Linked DNA regions of Mus musculus: region 2 is linked to region 1. A link is a contact called in ENCODE Hi-C or POLR2A ChIA-PET data. All regions are on one chromosome and are shown on one strand. Each heading gives the region's core, a stretch centred on a gene start or an enhancer-like site at or near the end of the contact. The rest is flanking DNA. Distances are from core to core; before and after follow the strand shown.

Region 1 (2,921 bases), core at 174-2,673:
GAGGTTGTGGTGAGACAGGAGAATTGCTGGGAGTTCAAAGCCAGCCTGGGTATGAGACTCTGTTTGTTTGCGTGTTTGTTTGTTTTAATACTGTAGTGGAGATGGAAAGAAGATTCCATAGACTTGAGCCCTGGTTGCTCTTCCAGAGGACCCACGTTCAGTTCCTAGCAACCATGCTGGTTGACTCAAGATTGTCTGTAACTCCAGCTCCTGGTGGATCTGAGGCCTCTCAGTGGGTACCTCCATTTATGTACACAGATTGACAGACAGACAAACAGACAGACAGACACACACAGGTAATTAAAATAATGAAAATTAAATCTTTTAAAAAATACTCTGCCGGGCGTGTTGGCGCATGCCTTTAATCCCAGCACTCGGGAGGCGGAGGCAGGTGGATTTCTGAGTTCGAGGCCAGCCTGGTCTACAAAGTGAGTTCCAGGACAGCTAGGGCTATACAGAGAAACCCTGTCTCGAAAAACCAAAAAAAAAAAAACCAAAAAAAAAAAACCTCTAAGGGGGGCATGTCATTGGAAATGGCTTTACAGTGCACACCTTGCAGACTTGGCAGATCAAAGAAAAAATTAAAACAAACAATCCAGGGCTGGAGCGATGGCTCCACAGTTAAAAGTACTGGCTGCTCTTGCAAAACACTGAAATTAGGGTTCCAGCAACCACTTGGCAGCTCACAACCCTCTACGGCTCTAGTTCCAGAGGATCTAATGCCCTCTTCTGGCCATTGTGGGCACTGCAGGCATGTGGTACTCAGCCGTTTGTTATGCAAAACACGCATACATATAAAATAAAAACAAACAATCTTTTATTTGTTTAAAAAAATAAATAAAAGACTTGGTGTCACATGACAGCTCACTTTTTCATTGCTGAAGAGTACCCATTGCCTGGGTCCCTCTGCACCCACCTCAATGCCTCACCCAGTCCCGTTTGGTGGACATTTGGGTTGTTTTTTTCCTGATGCCCATGTTCAAGTTCTGCAAACTACATGTTTAGGATGGACAGCAGGGCTGTGGTCTGTGTGCAGTTTAAGTGTACACAAGAACTGTGCAGTGCTCCTCCCTGAAGGATAAAAATCATCGCAACAAGAGAGAGGATGTTACTTAGCTAAGATTGCAAATCCCGGCTGCCTTGAACCTGGAGTTCCCTGCTCTCGGGCCCAACTGCTTATTCAGCAATGCAAGCTGGACAGCTGAGATCTGTCGTACTGTCAGGCTGAAAGGTTATTGGGGGCTGTCACTGGGGGCGTACATGTCCTGTTATTCTGACCTCTGTCCCTAACCATTAATTATTAACCCTCCACCACCACCCCAAGAGACTGCTATCCTAAAGATTTGCCCAGTTAATCAGTAACTGCCCCCCAGCTGGGCAAGGGGCATTTGGTACAGCTGCTATCTGCCTGGCCCCTTCCCCTAGTGTGGTGGTAACCAGGCACTTGCAATGATCTGGACGCGTCTGCCGCTGTATGGCCCCTCCAAGCCCTCTACAGGTGGCTGGCAGCCCCTGCGCTTTGATGGTGGGGCCTTCCATGTCAAGGGAACCGCAGAACTGGCACGGGCTTTGCTAGTGCTTCGCCTATGCGCCTGGCCCCCTTTGGTCACTCATGGACTAGCGGTGAGCAGTAGGCACAAGGTCTGGCCTGGAAGTCTCCCAGACCTGGCTCTGAGCATGTGTTCCCTGTCACCCAGTTTCAGGCCTGGTCTCAGCGACTCCTGGGATCCCGGCTCTCAGGCGCACTTCTTCGAGCATCCATCTACGGGCAGTTTGTGGCCGGGGAGACAGCAGAGGAAGTGAGGAACTGTGTCGGGCAGCTGCAGGCCCTGGGACTCCAGCCCCTGTTGGCAGTACCCACCGAGGAGGAACCAGACTCCACTGCCAAGACCAGGTGAGTAGAGAGAGGAAGGGTAGAAGGGAGGATGGAGTGGGCAGGAAGGGGGCTCTGGAAGCTGACCTCCACTGGCCGGGCAGTGAGGTCTGGTATGAGGAGAACCTTAGCGCCATGCTGCGCTGTGTGGACTTATCCCGAGCCCTCGTGGACGCCCACGGCCCAGCCAGGAACAGCCTCATGCAGCTGAAGGTGACCGCGCTAGCCAGCACTCGGCTTTGTGTAAGTGACAAGTGAGATGGGGGTGGCGATGTGGGGGTGGCTGCCCACCAGGACACCCTCACCATGCCAGCCACCAACCCATTTCAGAAAGAGCTGTCGGCTTGGATCCAAAGACCCAGAGGCTCCTCGGAGCTGAGCCCTGAGAGGCTGGCAGAAGCCATGGACTCGGGTCGGGTAAGGAATGCAGGTGCTCCTCACTGAGGATATGGTTGGCCTGGATAAACATGGGACTCTTGGAGTTCTAAGGGAAGTGTGGGGGTGAAGAGCTATCCAGAGAAGGGATCAGACCAACAGCGCTTTCTCCACAGAGGGCAGGACACGAATAAGACCTGTTGGTCAGTTGCTGAGCATGGTCGTGCATGCCTGTAATCTCAGCACGTGGGAAGCTGAAGCCTGGGCTGTAGAGTGAGACTTGCCTCAAAAGCACTGGCTGGAGAGATGGCTCAGCAGTCAAGAGCCCTCTTGCAGAGGACCAAGGTTTGGTTTTCAGCACCCGCATGGTGATTCATAGCAATCTACAACTCCAGTTCCAGAAAATGCAGCCGTCTCTCCTGACCTCCATAGGTGCCAGGCACACCTGTAGTGTGCATACAAGCATGCAGGCAGAACATCTATAACATAACACACACACACACACACACACACACACACACACACTCACACATGTTGGTGGGTTTGTTTTTAAGACATGCATCCCAGGCTGGTCTTGAACTCTCTGTATAGCCAAGAATGCCTTTGAACTCTTGATCTTCCTGCCTCCACCCCACTAGAGATATAGGCATGTACTATTGTTTCTGGTATAGCT
Region 2 (2,921 bases), core at 208-2,707, 41 kb after region 1:
TTCTATGCCTTTGCAAAGGCTATTCCTCAGACTGGAATGTGGTTTGCACACCGTCACTAGGTTCTCTCCTCCTCATTCCTCATGTGTGTTCCTTCAGAAAGCCCTCTCTGTCCATCTAAGGCTGTTTCAGACAATTGTCTCCATCCCATCCTGTGGGCTTTCTCCATCCCATACTACACAACTATACCTGAGCTTATCCATCTCACTCTGAGATGCTTCCTGCAAGGAACTCATCTCTCCCTTTGGAAATAGGGCCCCAGGCTGACACCCTCACCCCCACCCCCGCCAATGCCCAACAGAGATCAGCACAGAGTTAGTACTGTATGTATGATTCTTCTCTGGGTCCCTGACACGCAGTGCCAATCCAGTTGCACGGCATAGACTGGGCAACTCTGATGAATAAAATAACCAGCTGCCAGATGGGGATTCGGGGATTTGCTAGACTGGGCTTTTTCCCTCCTCCGTGTCCCTGCAACCCCAAGTTCATCCCTGGGTCTCACCCTCAGAGTCTGTCCCCTGCCAGCCCATGAAGCTCCCCAAGGCAGGATGGGATCTGACTGTTTCTGTGCCTGGAGCATGGGGCCTGCACAGAGGAGGTCTCAGTGAATGTCTGTGGAGTGAGGGAATGAATGGATGAATGAGCGGGAGCAGTATGGAGGAGGGGAGATGAAGACAAGGAGATGGAGAAGCCCCAAGGCTCAAGTGGAACGGAGGCGGGAGGCGCGATGTTGGCCTCGAGTAAGGATCGGGAAGCGGCGGGAGAGACTTCGATAAAGGTTCAGATCGATGTCGGTGGAGGGATTGAGAGCGCGTGGCGTGGGATGAAAATGAAGAAGAAAAGGGTCAGGCAGGGGATGGAGTGAGATGGGGGTGGGGCTCAGGAATGAGAAAGGGGCTGTTGGGAGCAGGAGGTGGTGGTCGGGAGGGTGACTGGGGATGAGGATGCTGAGGAGGGCGCTGGAGTGGGGGCTGGTTTCCAGGGAGCCTCGGCAGACGCCTGCAGGGGGGAAGCCCTCATGGGGCGCGCGGGTCCTTCCCTGAACCAGCCCCCTTTTCTCAAGTCCGGATCCTCCGCCACTGTCACCCCTTTTTCAGGGCCCAGAAGGGGGAGGGAGGAAATGTGCGCTGAGGGGGCGGGGTCGAGGCCCGGGCCGCGACCCAGGACCGCACCGAGGTGGAGACCGTAGGGGACCGCGAGGAAGGGTGAGGGGCGGCGCGCAGGCCGCGGGCTCGGGCGGGGCCGGGGGCGGGGCGCGCAGGGCGGGGCCGCGCGGACAGACTGGCACGCGGACACACAGACTGATGGCCCCGAGGGCCCCTCACCACCATGGTCGCGGTAGCCTCCTCAGACCCCGGCGGCTTTCGAGCCCTCGTTCGCAGTCCTCGCCACCGCCGCCTCCGCCGCCATGGTGACACAAAGGGGAGGGCGTGAGGCGCGCGCGGGCGGTCGCAGGCTCCTCCCCTAACGGCTGCCGGGGGGGTCTCTGGCGCGCGCCCCATGAGGGGCGGGCCAGCGGGCACGCGGAGGCCCTTCTCATTGGCTCCAGTTTTGGCCTGAGGGCTACGCCCCGCCCACAAGGCGGCTGCTTATTGGCTTTGAGTGCTGCTCTACTTCCCGCCCCCATCCCCGCCCCGTCTCTCCAGTCCCACCCCCCGAAGTTTGACAGCGCCACGCCCATGGATGGTTGGCATTGGCTGTCAGGGCCCTCCTGAGATAAAACCCTGTATTCTTTATGCTCCGCTGCCGCCACTTCTCTCCTTAAGCAGCCTGCCCTTTCCTCCCGCGGTCGCTCCTCGGACGTGCTTCATTGGGTTCGCCTACGACTATCCCCCACAAGCAGCCTTTTCGAAATGCGGGTCCTCCAGTCCCCACGCTGTCAGTCCTGATCCTGACCCCGCCCACAAGCTTTTTGATCTCGCACACCCCGCTGTGTCCCCACCCTAGGCTCTGTGCGACTTGGCCTCCCCCTATTCACTGGACATCTTTCCTTGTTTCCCTATATTCGCTTATTTGAGGCTAGCCTTTGACATCTTTTTCTAGGAAAAGCTTCTGTATGGAATGCTATGACATTCATGCCTCTCAGAAAGCCAGGTGCAGTCTTTTTTCTTTTTTTAAACGATAGAGAAGTGCCTAGAAAGCATTGCAGCCACACCCTTTCCGGAAGGATGCTTTCACTGATCTGGACCTGAGCAGGCCTCTCGTTTCGGTAGCACGCTCCCGGTCCAGGCTTTTAAAGACTTTGATTATTTAATTCGGGGATATACCAATAATCAAAAAAAAAAAAAATACAGCCTTACCCATATGGAAGCTCAAAGGCTAGTATGAACTAGGTGATTTCGGTTTGTAATCTCAGCACTGGAAAAGTGGGTGCAGGAGAATCATGAATTTGAGGCCAGCTTGAGCTGCATAGTGAAAATCTGTCTCAAACAAACCAAATTAGGGACTGGAGAGATGGCTCAGCAGTTAGCACTGACTACTCTTCCAGAGTCCTCAGATTTCTACTCCCTGTTCCAAGCACCCACATGACTGTTCACCAGCTACAGCTCCAAGATGTCCAGAAGATGCTCTCTGTGGGCACTAGGCACACATGGAACCCCCAACATATACACAGGCAAAATACCTGTATGCATTAAATAAAAAAATTTAAAACCTCCAAATCAAAGGCTGATGGGGGAAGATAATGAACAAAATAAATATAAATATGTATCATCCGAGAGAAAAGCTAGTTGGGATGGCGAAATATGGAAAGTGCTGGGTGGGGGGAGGGAATAAGTGTAATGAGTGATGATGCTACTAAGTTTTGGGGGTGGTTTGTTACCCAGCCACAGTTAAGATGGCCTCGGTCAAGTAGGTAATCTCAGCTTAAGTGTGACTTCCTCGGGCAGCCTTCTAGTGCCCCCTCTTAACTTGATCAGGATGT

The links. Hi-C counts contacts between places; a loop is a spot of excess contacts on that map. ChIA-PET counts read pairs that join two places held with the same protein, here RNA polymerase II (POLR2A).
Region 2: a map of left cerebral cortex shows a loop between it and region 1 (2.1-fold over the local background). The contact joins the promoter of Arhgap33 here to the promoter of Prodh2 in region 1. A Hi-C loop is called at or near these places in 5 of 37 maps with a recorded cell type or tissue (Patski, heart, left cerebral cortex and 1 more). POLR2A ChIA-PET finds 5 or more read pairs at or near these places in 2 of 5 experiments (Patski and embryonic stem cell).

The regions. Positions count from the first base shown.
Region 1 is chr7:30,492,235-30,495,155 of GRCm38, forward strand. It overlaps Prodh2 (proline dehydrogenase (oxidase) 2), which reads left to right and starts at 1,424. Exons shown (of 10, transcript NM_019546.5): 1 at 1,424-1,623; 2 at 1,698-1,894; 3 at 1,978-2,116; 4 at 2,204-2,290. The coding sequence starts at 1,450.
Region 2 is chr7:30,533,603-30,536,523 of GRCm38, forward strand. It overlaps Arhgap33 (Rho GTPase activating protein 33), which reads right to left and starts at 1,458. Exons shown (of 22, transcript NM_178252.3): 1 at 1,324-1,458; 2 at 501-610. The coding sequence starts at 578.